Linked DNA regions of Homo sapiens: region 2 is linked to region 1. The links are chromatin loops, found by intact Hi-C in ENCODE. Cell type or tissue: Caco-2. All regions are shown on one strand.

Evidence for each region. A loop is a pair of places that touch in the nucleus more often than their neighbours do. Peaks named below come from ENCODE experiments on the same cell type or tissue, not always from the same donor. Only the 100,000 strongest peaks of a DNase experiment are listed, where the experiment ranks them.
Region 2: it touches region 1 in a loop (3-fold over the local background); 9 of 110 quality-filtered maps call a loop at or near these places.

The regions. Positions count from the first base shown.
Region 1 is chr15:23,462,609-23,470,608 of GRCh38, forward strand. No RefSeq gene overlaps it. Among named protein-coding and RNA genes, the nearest start is that of GOLGA6L2, 19 kb to the left of the region's middle. In Caco-2, a CTCF peak has its summit at 4,596 (motif pointing left); no DNase peak of the experiment used is centred here.
Region 2 is chr15:23,401,355-23,409,354 of GRCh38, forward strand. It overlaps LOC105370728 (a long non-coding RNA gene), which reads left to right and starts at 2,489. Exons shown (of 2, transcript XR_931977.3): 1 at 2,489-2,754; 2 at 5,606-5,981. In Caco-2, no CTCF peak of the experiment used is centred here; no DNase peak of the experiment used is centred here.

The DNA of each region.
Region 1 (8,000 bases):
TTTCACCAGGTTAGCCAGGATGGTCTCCATCTCCTGACCTCGTGATCCGCCCGACTCGGCCTCCCAAAGTGCTGGGATTACAGGCGTGAGCCACTGCACCCAGCCCACTTTAGTTTTAAGAAATGAAGGCACAAATTATTTCATTCTTACTAATGATAGTGCAATTGAAATCATCAGCGACCAGACATCTATTTTTAAACATAGAAAGAAAAACGCAATTTTATTGTTTTGTTAAATAAAAAAAGACATGAAGCACTGCAAAAACAGAAGTACAGTTTTTGAAGTATAAATTTTGCTCTTTGTGTCCTCCCACCAAAACTTTATTTCTACAAATACTGGAGCTATTTTTTCTTTCCTAAAATTGAGTCTCTTATTGCTTAATGTCATGTAATTTTGCTTCCTTTCTTCTGCACAATTCATTTCTTTCTCCCAGTTTGTTCTAATAGGCATGCATGTAAACATTGACTAAAATACCGCCTAGCTTAAAGGCAACTAACCAAACATACATTCTTTTTTAATACAATGTTTCCTCCATACATCCTGGCTATTGTTTTACCTCCCTAGTCTTCATAGCAAGGCTTGTTTTTAAGATTTTGCTAAATGATATCCTCTTTCTTATCTTCCAGTTTCTCTTTAACCTATTCTCAATCATGACCCCTTCAGAGTTTCCTCACAACAATTTCCATCCTGTACATCCATGAGAAAATGTCCTCCTGCATCTTATTTGACTCAGCAGCACTCTACAATACTGAACATTCTGATCTTTGTTTTGCTTTTCTTGGCTTCTGCCATCCATCCACACTCTGTGTTTTTCACTGTGTTTCATGGGCTGATCTTTCTGAGAATCCTTGGTTACTTCTCATCATACAATTTCCAAATCTTGGTAAAACCTGGGACTTGATCCTGAGACCTCCTTTTCCCCACATTCTTCTTAGGTAATTTCATGCTTTTTAAAATTAGGTCATATCTCTAACAACATATTTTATGGATTCCACATGGCCCTAGATATATGGCAAACTGCATTCTGTGAACTGGAGTACTCTTTTCTGTAAATAAAGTTTTATTGGAATACACCCGTACTTGTCCATTTACACACTGTCACACTGCTTTGACTACAACACAGAGTTGAGTAGTTCTGACAGAGGCTAAATTAAAATATTTACTATCTGACCCTGTAAGAAGAAAATTCCCAACCCCTAGTATAGAATAAAATTTTTTTAGCAGGATATGAAAGGCTTTTCATGACTTGTTTCTTAACATTCTTTTGAGATTTATCTCACAGCTGTGTTTTTAGTCCAAGAGTTCCAAAGAACTTGTGGTTCCTTAAATGTTTTACATCTTTGTGCTTATAATTTTTTGTGTCTCATATGCTTTCAGAAACTATAATCACTTGGAAAGTTATATTTTTACCCTTCAAAACAATGGATAAGGCACCTTATTTTCAAAACTTTTAAAATCTCCCAAATAATTATTACTGTTTATGTGCTATCACGTATACTCTTCTAATGTTGTATATATCTCACCGTATTTCAGTTACTTGATTACACTCAAGTTTTTGAAATTTCAAAAAAAAGATAAAAAGGAAATTAAAAATTCTCTAAATATTACTATTTTCATTTTGAAATATATAAAGTAAAAATGTTCTTTCCATTCCAGCCCTTCAATTTGGTATGTACCTTTTTCTATTTTTTTATACTCATGGAAAAATGATATAGATAGACCAATATATAATAAAATAGGATAATATACAGTTTTTAAATCACATTTGAAAATACATACTGTTAGTTCACTTCTATAGTACATAAACATCTTTATTTAGTAAAGTAGTAACATTGAATTTCCTCATGGAGATGTTTATTATAAATTATTCAACCAGCTCTATATGATGGTTAGGTAATACCTTTTTTTTTTGCTATTGTACACTCTCATAAACAACTTTGCTCATTTATCTTTTTCTGCTAGAATTTATGTAGCCATTTTTTTTGAAATGAAGCTACACAATTCTGTAAGAATTTTTTCTCTTATACTTACCTCATAGATTTGGGGCTGTGATACAAATATGTGAACTTTGCTTTATGTCTAAACAGTACCAGGTTAACTTTTGGTCCAGAATAAAATGTATGTGAATACTTTTTCTTATGTCATTGTCAACAATGGATGGAACTAATCTTTCAAAGTTGACAATTTTATGATTCATGTTTTCAAACTTTTTTAGTGTATTTAATTACCTTTTATAACCTTTTATAATTATATTTTATATAAATATAGTGTATTTATATACCTTTTATGTTTCTATTAATTGCAGATCTTTATTAAGTTTACATTTGTCTATTTGGTTGTTATATTCATATTTATATATAGGACTTCCTAATTTAGTAGACAAATAACCATTTGGTCTGTTTATACTCTTCAAATGCTTCTTCCAAGTTTATATTTTATCATTAGACTTTATAATTACTCTTATTTTATCTTTGCAAATGCTGCATTACTTGATTTATTTTCAGAGGCTTTACTCAAAGAATATAAACATTATTTTTCTAATTGTCTTATGTAATGCTTGGACCTCTTATCCATTTGGAATATGTTTTTGTATATGCTGGGTAGTAGCATATACTTTCCTAACTAAATTGAAATACCACTATATTTACATATCTGATTTTACTTCTGTATGCTACTAGGTAGTAATTTTCTATTTGTTGATTATGTTCCCATGTCAAACAATTTTAATTATAGTAGCTTTATTTTTTTAGACATCTGTTTCTACATTTTGCTTCTTATTAGATTTAGATTTAAATTCTTACTGAGAAGGGCTTTCTCACTAATCTCTTTGGTCCAAGGCTTACTGTGGTTTTGACAGACAGATTCTATCACTAAATCATGTCTAACTTACTGACTTGGAACTCTATTGCTCTTTGAAATTTCTGTTATTCCATGTTGGCCAACATATAATGGAAGACAGCATAAGAGGCAGAAAGAAACAAAGTATCTACAAAACAACCAGAAAACAATTAACAAAATGGTAGTAGTAAGCCCTTGCCTATCAATAATTACCTTGAATATAAATGCATTAAATCCTACAAAAAAGAGAGTAACTGAAAGGATAAAGAAACAAGCCCCAACTATTCGCTGCCCGTAAGAGGCTCATCTTGTATTTTAGGACACACACAAACTGAAAATGAAGGGATGGAAAAAGATATTCCATGCAAATGAAAACAAAGAGAAAAGCTCAAAAACTGAAATAGGAGACACATAAGAACATGATATGATGATAAAGGGTCAATTTATGAAGAGGATATAACAATAGCAATTACACATATGCTCAACGTTGGAGCACTTAAAATATAAAACAAATATGAAATGCTCTTGAGAGAGAGAGAGATTACCATACAATCATAGTAAGGGACTTGAATATATCACTTTCAACAATGGACTGATTATTCAGGCAGAAAATTAATAAGAAAACATGAGACTTGAACGACGCATTAGATCAAATGGACCTAACACACATATACAGAACATTCCATCCAATAGCAACAGCATACACAATATTAAGCTCACAGAGAACATTCTCCAGGATAGATCACCTGCCCTGCCCAGTTTACTAATCAGAAAGGAATAGATCGGCCTGGCGTGGTGGCTCACGCTTGTGATCCCAGGACTTTGGACAGCCGAGCGCGGATTATCACTTAAGCCTAGGAGTTCCAGACCGGCTTGGGCAACATGGTGAAAACCAGTCACTTTTTTTTTTTTTTTGAGGTGGAGTTTCACTCTTGTTGCCCTGCTGGAGGGCAGTGGCGAGGTCTCGGCTCCCCGCGGCCTCTGCCTCTGGGTTTGGCTGGTTCTCCTGCCTCAGCCTCCCGAGTGCCTGGGATTGCAGGCCTGAGCCACCATGCAGGGCTCATTTTGTTATTTATTTATTTATTTATTTATTTATTTTGGTACAGACGGGGTTTCCCCATGTTGGTCAGGCTGGTTGGTCTCAAATTCCCGACTTCAGGCTATTCCCTGCCTCGGCCTCTCAAAGTGCTGGGATTACAGGCGTGATCGGCCTGGCGTGGTGGTTCACGCTGTTAATCACAGGACTTATGACGGCCAAGCGCGGCAGATGGCTTGAGCCTAGGACTTCCAGACGGGCCTGGGCAACATGGTGTAACCCGGTCCCTTTTTTTTTTTTTTTTTTTTTGAGAGGGAGTTTTGCTCTTGTTGCCCAGGCTGGAATGCAGTGGCGCGGTCTCTGTTCCCCGCAGCCTCCGCCTCCCGGGTTTGGGTGGCTGGGATTGCAGGCCTGAACCACCATGCTAGGCTCATTATATATATATATTTTTGTTGTTTTTGTTGTTGGAGATGGGTTTTCTCCATGTTGGTAAGGCTGGTCTCAATATCCTGACCTCAGGTTATCCGCTCTCTTCGGCCTCCCGGGGTGCTGGGATCGCAGGCGTGAGCCACCGCGCTCAGGCCAATTTATTAATCAGACAGGAATAGGTCGGCCTGGTGTTTTACATACATCAGTTAGCTCAAGTTCACTGATGATGTTGGTCAAACTTTCCAAGGCTTGCTGAGTTTTAGAAATTATTCAATCATTTGCTTACAGGGACACCTAGTGGTTCAAAATACTACTAAGTTAACCCAAGTTATTACACACTGGATATTCAATGAAGATCAATTAGACAGTTTGGTTATTGGTGAATGATTTTTCTCCCTTTTGAAAAATAATAGCCACAAATATTTTGATGAGGAAAGGGGACAGAAAATGCACTAGGACATATTTTACAAGTATTTTAACCTCTTATTTTAACAAAAATCTCCCAGGAGGCACAATATGGATTAATTCTGTTGATTCTTACTCTGTGGCCTTTCCAGTGCATGCTTCCATGCAACACAATTTCCAGCTTCTATCTACCAATATCTTTCTTACTCGGCATCTGAAGGAGGTATCATGGCTCAAATGTGTGTGTGCGTGTGTGTTCTTTATCCCTGTCTTTCTCTCTCTCGGTAACTGTCTGTCTCTAGTTTGCCATACATATATTAAGTTCAAACATTGTGTTTAGTCTATATGGTTTCCTTAAGAAAGTAGAAAGCAATTTTGTATAAAAAAAAGAATAATTTCACCTACTTTTTTTTATTGCAGAAACACATCACCCAGTTACCCATTATTCCCCTCACAAATGTTTAATACACATTTTCTGTTGAAGTGTAACATATATACAAACATTTATTCTCAAATAATAAGTACACAGCTTTATAAATACTCACAAATTGAATACACAAATGCAATCATATCATTTAATGAATTATAATTAACATAATTATCATAATTAACAGCCCAAAGAAGTCCCCTTCCAATCACTAAAATTGTTACCTATTTTTATGTTGGTTTCTAACAGTATAGATTGATCTGGACTTTTTTTTTTTTTGAGATGGAGTCTTACTGTGTTGCCAGGCTGGAGTGCAGTGGCGAGATCTCAGCTCACTGCAATTTCCTCTTCCAGGGTTCAAGCGATTCCCCTGCCTCAGCCTCCCGAGTAGCTGGGACTGCAGGCACGTGCCACCACGCCCAGCTAATTTTTTGTATTTTAGTAGAGACAGAGTTTCACCATGTTGGCCAGGATAGTCTCGATCTCCTGACTTCGTGATCCACCCGCCTCGGCGCCCCCAGAGTGCTGGGATTACAGGCCTGAGCCACCGTGCCCCGCTGACTATTTTTAACTGTATAACTATGCAGTCATAAATTATGTGGGTTTGTTTCTGTATCCAGCTTCTTTTACTTATCCTTAAATCTGTGAGATACACAGTTATGTTTTTTCATGGAGATGTAGTTTATTCATTCTCATTGTTGTATGCTTGACATTTATGTATACATAAAAAATTCTAAACATTCTACTAAATGTTGATGAACATTTAGTTTTTCTCCAGTTTGGGACCATTAAAATAGTGCTTTATGAATATCCTAGTACATGGTGGAGGTGGTGTCTAGCAGAATCATTCCATTATTTTGATTACATGCCTAGAGGAAGTGCTGTGTCATAAGTTTAAAAAATTCTGAGGCTGGGTACAGTGGCTCACACCTGTAATCCCAGCACTTTGGGAGGCCGAGGCGGGCAGATCACGAGGTCAGGAGATCGAGACCATCCTGGCTAACACCGTGAAACCCCGTCTCTACTAAAAATACAAAAAAAAAAAAAAAAATTAGCCGGGCGTGGTAGCGGGCACCTGTAGTCCCAGCTACTCGGGAGGCTGAGGCAGGAGAATGGCGTGAACCCAGGAGGCGGAGCTTGCAGTGAGCCGAGATTGCGCCACTGCACTCCAGCCTGAGTAACAGAGCAGACTCCTTCTCAAAAAAAAAAAAAAAAAAATTCTGTATTAAAACAAACATTTTTCCAAAGTAATTATACCGGAAATGTACAATTATGTTGGTTACACCATATCCCCTCCAACAATTAATAGTTTTGGCTTTCTCATTATATGGATAGAATCCTCCAGAGAAACACAACTAATAATGAAATATATATATCTATGTATTTATAGATATATATAATAGAAAATTAGCTTTCACGATGGTGGAAGCAGAGAAGTCTCAAAATCTGCAGTCCAAAAAACTAGGAGCCTAGAGAGTCAGTAGTGCAGCATGAGTCTGAGTCTGCAGGCAGGAAAGCCAGGAGAGCTGATGGTGTAAGTTCCAGTCTGAGTCTGAAGGCAGAAGACTGATGTCCCAGCTTGGAGACAGTCAGGGAGAGAGAAAATTCTCTCTTCTCAGCCTTTTGTTCAATTCATGCCTTCAGTGGATTAGCTAAGGTCCACCTACACTGCGGAGGGCAATCTTCTTTACTCAGTCCACCGATTCCAGTGTTATTATCATCCAGAAACACCTCACACACACATAGAATAATGCCGAACTAAATGTCTGGGCATTCTGTGTCCCAGTCAAGTTGACACATAAAATTAACCATCACAAAGCTACTGCTTGTCAATTGTTTACTCATATGCATGTCATTAAACCATACTTAATTTCCAAATGAAGATAATAACAAAGTCATAATTTGACCTAACATGATACAACGATCATGCATACAACCAAAAATGCACTAATTAATACCCTTTTCAGAAGAAAGATTAAAGTCTTTGAGTACTCCTTCTCCCCTTGATATCCCATAACTTAAATATTATGACATTAAAATACTATGATATAAAGCTAATACACATTTGATAGATAAGAAAATAAGAGAAAAAAAATATATTTGTTACATACCCAAAAGCACATTTTAACAAAATAAGGAGATGCTCATGATCATTACAAAAAATTCTTCTTTCTATAAATTGTGGCAAGGATGTTGTTGGTATTTGTAACTATTTTCTTCTGCTGCCTATTCTGTACTCCCCTTGCCTTCAGCAAGCACCTCAGCTGGTTGTGGTTGTTTACTTCATAGGTTACCCAACATTTCATTCCTAAAGGATCTTGACAATCAGTAGTCCTGCCTAGGCTAGGACGCTGTAGTTTTCTAATCACTTTAATTGAAGGATATCACGTTACTAAGAAATGTCTAACAAATCCCCTATATTCCAAATATATTCTTCCATACTTCCATTGTGGAGGAGCAGGTCAATTTCCCATTGGAAATCTATCAGTCACTCCAGGTGGCACCATAACTCTCTTCTTTGCCTGTTGATTCAGACATGAGAAGTCCGAAGTGATGGAGTGGCAATCTCAAATTCTAGTCTGATTGAATTATGGTTGTGTCTTCTGGTGGAAGCATTCCTTTGGAAATAAAAACTCTAGGCCACACAAGCAAAACGTCATAAGAACAGTAAGAAAAAAATTAGTGGTTCGCTAGGAATAATAGTATGTTGTGCTGAAGCAGGATATTTCCCTGCTGCATTCCCATTCCACCCCTCATGGGAGGGAGCACACATGTGAGTGGGTACAGGAGCCAGGGCAAGCACTTTTGGGTGCAGGCAGGAGCAAACTCCATACAGGCCCTGCAGCAGCATCTAGGGGGTGTGCC
Region 2 (8,000 bases), 61 kb before region 1:
CTTAGGAGCAGCACCCTGGCCTCCACAGCAGGGAGAGAGCAGGAATACCCAGCCACAGATATTGATGAAGATATTGATCAACTTCCTACCGTCATGGTGGAGCCATGCCTGGAGGCCTCTGGATGGTCATCAGGTAACCCCAGCACATTTTCCTGTCCCAGACTCCTGGCCACGCTGAGGTTGCTGTGAACAGACACGATGTGCAGGGTCATGGATGTGAAGCTAGAACTCCTTGACAAGCAGGAGCTTTATTTTATGGCCCAAGCAGTTTGGAAACAAAATCATAAAGTGCTTACCCATCCAGTGTCTCCCCAGCCTGCACTGGGAGGTATCAAACTGACCAGATCCGACAGCCCCTTCCGCCCGCAGAAGATGGGTCTGCGTTTCTCTGTCTTTCCCTCTTGGTGGCCAAGAACTGTCAACATCCAGCTGTGGCTCTGCACTCAGCCGCCACTCAGCCTGCTCAGGTTGAAAGGTCAAATGTTGTCTGGAATTGGCAGCCCAGCTTACTAGCAGCTCTTCTGTCTTCAGAGTGCAGCGAGGGGAGCTGTCAGAGGGCTGAGGCAAGGACCAGAGAGGCAACTCCTGCGACAGAGAAAGCTCATCCCTGGGTATGTTCTGGAGGGAGAATAGCAGGGTCTGTCCCAGGAACTTTATTAGCTAGCGGTTAAGATCCTCATCCCCAGAAAAGCCAATAGGAATTAGCTGGGTGATGTGTGCCTATGGTCCCAGCCACTCAGGAGGGTGAGGAGGGAGAATTGCTTGAGCCCAGGAGGTTGAGGCTGCAGCTAGCTATGATTGTGTCACTGCGCTCCAGCCTGGGTGACAAAGCAAGATCCTGACTCAAAACAAAAAAAAAAGGAAGAAAGAAGAAAGAGAGAACGAAGAAAGAAAGGAAAGAAAGAGAAACAGAGAAGGAAGGAAGGAAGGAGAAAGGAAAGAAGGAAGGAAGAAAAGGAAGAAAGAATGACAAAAGGAAGGAAGGAAAGAAAGATGAAAAGAAAAGGAAAGGAAAAGAAAAGAAAAAAGAAAGGAAAAAAGAAAAGCAGATAGGAAAGTGAGGGGAGAGGGCCAGGAAGACAGAAGACAGGATGGGCAAGAAGGATGGGAAGGATTCCCACACCAGATTCAGGAGTGGCTCTGCATTGGGAAATCCTTCTACAACTGCTGGGGACTTGGTTTTGCAAACATGCACAGAGAAACCTTCATCCACCTCTGTGCAATGTTGGACTGAAGTAGAAATGAGCTGCTGTTTTCTGGAAGCACCCCATTTCTTTGAGCTGATCTTCTCTAATAATGAATTCTGGTGAAGCCTGCCATTCACAGCACCCCGCCCTCCCGTCTGTAGGAGGTGGGCACAGGACCCAGGCCAGCTGATCAGAGAGCTCCCTTGCCCTGGGATGAGCACGTGACCCAGATGGCTCAATCACGGGGAAGATCCTCTTGCCTGTTGTAGCCACTATGCTGGAAGAACAGGATTTGGGCTTGTTGGCCGCCATCTTCCAGTCCACACTGGGAACCCATTTGCAGGAGGAGGGAAGGAGGACAACCCAGTTTGAGGGAGCATATGGACAGCAGCTGTGGAAGGCTCCATATGTGCCCAATACTAGATCTACCCCATCCCTTCCTGTTCCATAAATCCATACATCTTCTCCCACTTTTGCTTACCCTAGTTTGAGTTACATTTCTGACACCTGCCACCATAAAAGCCCAAATGATTACAAGGAATATTTGGCTGCAGAAAAGACCCTGCAGTCTGTGAAAAAAGAGGCTGCTGGTGCATAGTCATCACAGACCAGTGCAAAGAGTGAAACAGAAACATCCAGCTTAATCTGCAAAAGCCTTTTTGGATCTTTGAGAGGCGTTCATTAACTTACAGCAAATTGATGAGCTGATATTCTTCTTTCATCCAGGTGAGTGCATTAACTAGGTTAATTTTCCTGTCTCAAGGGACTGCTGTAGGTTAGGGTGAATGAATGAAAGAAGCAAGTTTTTAAACAGGAAAAAAGCTTCAGAGAAGTTGAGGTGACAAGCATCGCTTCACCCCCAATGGAAGGTGAGCTTGTCTGTTAGGTCCCAGGGACTGAACTGGAGTTCCGTGGTTAGGGGATGACCCATCTCAACAAGAAACTTCCATCATCCTCCCGTGGGGATCTGATTAAGATCTTCTCCAGAAGGAGATGGCCTCATGAGTTGGGGCTTTTCAATCTCCCTGTCCCTCCTCTAGAAGGGCATTGCTACTGGCCTTGCCCTGCCAAGTCTTCAGTCTACAACAGCACTGACCCGCTTCAGACACAGCCCAGATCCTTCCCAGACACGCTGTTATTCCGACTTTTTGCCCTTTCAGTCCAGCCTTCCCTATCACTTATGCTGAAATTGGGAACATTTCCCAAACCAACAGTTTCCCAGTCCACAATGTTCCCTTGCTGAGTGTCCCCACAGGACAGGCAGGCAGCCTGATAAATAAAACCAGTCATAAAACCTCCCTGCCTTAGCAAAGGGACTGCTTTGCCAGGCTGCTGTCACATAGCACTCCTGTCTCCCGTTTGACTTCACATAGTGAAAATTGTCTAAAAGATAAGGCAGGAGCTCTGGTTGACACCACCACCCCCATAGATCTCTCTCTAGAAGCATTGGAAGAGGCCGTCTCAAAAAAGAAAAAAAAATAGAAGCATTGCAGGAAAGACGTGGTTTGTAGTGAAACAAATTGGAAGTCAAGCTCAGCCTCAACCACTTACTTGCTTCTGACCTTGGGTAAGTCCTATGTACCTAGGAACCTCGGTTTTCTTTTCTTTCTTTTCCTTTTTTTTTTTTTTTTTTTGAGATGGAGTCTTGCTCTGTCACCCAGTCTGGAGTGCAATGGTGCAATCTCAGCTCATTGCAACCTCTGCCTCCTGGATTCAAGCGATTCTCGTGCCTCAGCCTCTAGAGTAGCTGGGACTACAGGCGTGTACCACCATGCCCAGCTAATTTTTGTATTTTTAGTAGAAACAGGGTTTTGCCATGTTGGTCAGGCTGGTCTCGAACTCCTGATCTCAAATGATCCACCCGCCTCAGCCTCTCAAAGTGCTAGGATTACAGGCACAAGCCACCGCGCCTGGCTGGAACTTCGACTTTCTTCTGTACAATGGAGGGGGGACAGTAATACTGCAATATTTACAATTAGGTTCAACTGAGAGTAACAGAGGTCTGAATACAGTAGCTGAAATGGGGTGGGCAGATCACTTGAGGCCACAAGTTCAAGACCAGCCTGGGTAACATAGTGGCATACTATCTACAAAAAAATAAAAATTATCCGGGCGTGGTGGCACAGGCCTGTAATTCCAGCTACTTGGGAGGCTGTGGTGGAAGGAACACTTGAGCCCAGAAGGTTGAGGCTGCAGTGAGCTGTGATTGCACCACTACACTCCAGCCTCGGTGACAGAGTGAGACCCCGTCTCTAAAAAAATAATAATAAAAAAAAAATTTGGCCATGCCTATCTGCAAGAACATCTGGGAAAGGTAGCTGCGGTAGGTAGCCTCAAAAATGCCTCCAATATCACTGGGTGCAGTGGCTCACACTTTGGGAGGCCAAGGCAGGAGGATTACTTGAGCCTAGGAGTTCCAGACAAGCCTGGGCAACATAGTGAGACCCTGTCACTACAAAAAATTTCAAAATTAGCTGAGCATGGTGGTGCATACCTGTAGTCCCAGATACTTGGGAGGCTGAGGTGGGAGGATCACTTGAGTCCAGGAGTTCAAGGCTACAGTAAGCTATGATCACGCCACTGCATGCTAGCCTGGGTGACAGAGTGAGATTCTGTCTCAAGGGAAAAAAAAGCCCCTTCTCCACTCCCCAAAAGTCCCCATTAATCCCTTTATTCCAGCATTTTCCCCCTTGTGAGGAAGAGGGGAAATTTGTATTTGTATTTGTATTCCCACTTGCTTTGAGTGTGGCTGGACCCAGTAACTTTCTTCTAACCAATAGACTATGGCTAGAAGAATAGAATTTAGTCACATAACCATGTCTAGCTGCAATAACATCTGCATTAGTCTATTTTCATGCGGCTGATAAAGACATACCCGAGACTGGGAATAAAAAGGGATTTTATTGGACTTACAGTTCCATATGGCTGGAGAGGCCTCAGAATCACGGCGGGAGGCAAAAGGCGCTTCTTTCATGGTGGCCCCAAGAGAAAAATGAGGAAGAAGCAAAAGCGGAAACCCCTGATAAACCCATCAGATCTCATGAGACTTATTCACTATCACAAGAATAACACGGGAAAGACCGGCCCCCATGATTCAGTTACCTCCCCCCAGGTCCCTCCCACAACATGGGGGAATTCTGAGAGATATCATTCAAGTTGAGATTTGGGTGGGGACACAGCCAAACCATATCAACATCTGTGGTAAAAGTGATGGGATGTTCCTTCTGAGATTAGGTTTCAAAGAGATGACAGTTCTGTCTTGGGCATCCTGTCTTGCTCTGAGGAAAACCAGCCACCAGGTAGTGAGGTGCTCCCTGGAAAGGCCCACATGGCAAGAAACTGATGCCTCTGCCAGGCAAAGTGACTCACGCCTGTAATCCCAGCACTTTGGGAGGCTGAGGTGGGTGGATCACTTGAGGTTAGGAGTTTGAGACCAGCCTGGCCAACATGATGAAACCCCGTCTCTACTAAAAATACAAAAATTAGCCAGTGTCGTGGTGTGACAGAGAAGGAATCTGTCTCAAAAAAAAAAAAAAAAGAAAAAAAAAGAGAAACTGATGCCTCTGGTCAACAGCTAGCAAGGACCTGAGGCCCTTAGTGCAACAGTCTTATCATGAGTGAGCTTGGGAAGAAGATCCTTCCCCAGATTAACCTTCAGATGATGGCAGCCCTTGCAGAAATCTCAGTGCGATCTCACAAGAGACCTGAGCCAGAGGACTCACTGAAAACATGAGATGCCAAACTTTTTTGTTTTGATTTCAGGAGCTAAGTGTTGTGCTTATTTGTTACACAGCAATAGCTAACTAATACAATAGTTTTCCAGCTAGACACATTTCTAGGATTCTGTTACTAAGAAGGAAGGGAAGGCTGGAGACAGGGAAGCAATGAATAGTCACTGTCACCAAAACTGAGGGGTTAATTTGATCAGGTCTGGCTGCCCCGCTTGCTTTGGTCACTTGCTTGTTTTATTAATTTTTCTTTTTTCTCCTTTTTTCTTTATCTTCTTTCTCTTGCTTTCTCTCTTTCTCCTTCCTTCCTCCCTTCCTTCTCCTTCCTTCTTTCCTTCCTTCCTTCCTTCCCCCTTCCCTCCCTCCCTTCCCTTCCTCCTTCCTTCCTTGCCTGCTGTGTCAATTTTTTTTATTATAATAGAGACAAGGTCTCACTATGTTACCCAGGCTGGTCTTAAACTGGGCTTAAGCGATCCTCCCACCTTGGCCTCCCAAAAAACTGGGATTACAGGCATGAGCCACCATGCCTGTCCTTTTTCTTCTTTTCCTATGAAGCTGAAGACAGTCATAGCTGAAGGCTGTGGTAGCTGAATACCGTGGCGTTAAATGCTGAAATGTACCCTTCACTAGCTTCTTTAGAGATCACATTCACAGGTCACTATGGTAATGTTTGCTTCCGTTGTTTTTCAGGAACTTAGGCCAGCTCCCATCCAGTTCAATCAGGTTGGGACCACCAATTCTTCAATGGGCCTGCCCAAATGCCCAAGAAGTGGACTTTTGATGTCAGAGGGCCAAAGATCCCACCCTCAGATCATGCTAATGCCACCACTTTCTGTACACATGTCCTGTGAAATGCCACAAACCCTGACTACTACGCTTGTGCAGAACAAACCTATCAATTAATTTTTCCCTACTGCCAATCACCTTTCCCCATGCCTTACACCACCGTGTTTCCCTAACGCATAAATATCCCTAAGCCTTATCTTCAGGAAGCAGGATGTGAGAGCTGTTCTACCACCTTGTTTGGTGGCCTTGCAAATAAATCCTTTCTCTTTTGCAAAACCCATGTCATAGTCACAGTGACTGATTTACTGCACGCGGGCAGGACAGACCTGCACCCGGCCAATAACACCACTCATACCTACTCCAAAGGGCCGTTGTGAGGATGGAATGAGGTAAATCTGTAATGTACCCATATCCAGTTTGCCAGCACCCAGGAAGTGACTAACGAGACATGGTTTTTTAATTATTATTTTATTATTATTATTATTATTGTATTTTTAGTAGAGACGGGGTTTCCCCATGTTGGTCAGGCTGGTCTCGAACTCCCAACCCCAGGTGATTTGCCTGCCTCGGCCTCCCAAAGTGCTGGGATTACAGGTGTGAGCCACCACTCCTGGCCGGAGATGTGGTTTTTAGTGAAGGGCCACTATCTAGTGTCTGCTTCCCAAGCTTTTCGCCAAGCTCCTCTAGGAGACAAGGTGGGCTGTGTCTAACATTCAATTTTCCTGACTTCTCCCCTTTGACAGTTCAGATTCCCCATGCCCTCCAGCCAATTAGTACAATTACTACTTCTTTTTCTTCTTTTTTTCTTTTTCTTTTTTTTTTCTTTTGAGACGGAGTCTTGCTCTGTTGCCCAGGCAAGAATGCAGTGGCACGATCTCGGCTCACTACAACCGGGTTCAAGTGATTCTTCTGCCTCAGCCTCCCGAGTAGCTGGGGTTACAGGTGCCTGCCACCATGCCTGGCTAATTTTCGTGTTTGTAGGAGAGACGGGGTTTCACCATGTTGGCCAGGCTGATCTTGAACTCCTGACCTCACGTGATCCGCCCACCTCAGCCTCCCAAAGTGCTGGGATTACAGGCGTGAGCCACCGCACCGGGTGTTACAATCACTATTTCTTCAAAAATAAAGATCCCCAAGCCCAGCAGGAGGGTTCACAGAATGGTAAGATTTCAGAGGGAAAAGGGCTAGAGCCCTTCTAATTCAGTTCCCCCACTCACCATTGTGAACCCAGACACTTGCACAAAGTCACAAAGCAACAAGCAGGGGTGGGACTTGGCCCCTCTGGAGAGATAACGTAGCTCTGTGTTCCTCCCTCTCTCCAAACTGCTAATGCTCAGGCAGAGGCTGGTGTATGCAGCATTTTACAAAGTTTCCTATACAAGCACTTTGGGAGGCTGAGGCGGGTGGATCGCTTGAGGTTAGGAGTTCAAGACCAGCCTGGCCAACATGGCGAAACCCTGTCTACTGAAAATACAAAAAAATTAGCCGGGCATGGTGGCACACACCTGTAATCCCAGCTACTCCCAGCTGAGGTGGGAGAATGGCTTGAACCTGGGAGGCAGAGGCTGCAGTGAGCTGAGATTGGGCCACTGCACTCCAGCCTGGACTGCAGAGTGAGACCCCGTCTCAAAAAAAAAAAAAAAAAAATGCCATAAAGTTTCCTATAGAAAAAAATAAATGTGCACTAGTTCAACCCAGTTTTTTCTCCCTGAGAGGAGTTGAGGTCAGGTTTATGGGACATGCGGTGCTTTTTGAGTGAATGAGCGTCATAAAGGGAAACCTTCTGGTTTCCCTTTAGGCTTTAGGGGGCCCCTGCTCTTGTGTCTTTGGCTTGGCAGGGAGCTGAAGTCCTTGCAGTCACGAGCCTGTCCCTCGTGGATATAACTGGGAGAAAAGTCTAGAAAGTGCTCCCTGGGGTCCCAGGATAATGTGTCCACCTACCGAAGGCAAGAATGCAATCTATATTATTGCCCTTCCCCAAGGGTGCAGGATTTATGTCACCCTGGAAGAATGCGAACTCCTGAATCAGTTCACATACAAAGAAACCCCAGTTTTTCAGAATAGATTGAGACCAAAGCCTTTCAGTGAAAATGAATGTTTTGGGCAGAAAAAAAAATTAATGAAAGTCCTAAGATTTTTTTAAAGTATTAATCTAATAATGGGAGATATAATGTGCCAGTCTCCCTGCTGCTTATTTCCGCTAGTGAACTGGGCTATATGGGAACTTAATAAAATATTCACAGAAGGCGGCTGGGCACAGTGGCTCACTTCTGTCATCCCAACACTTTGAGAGGCCAAG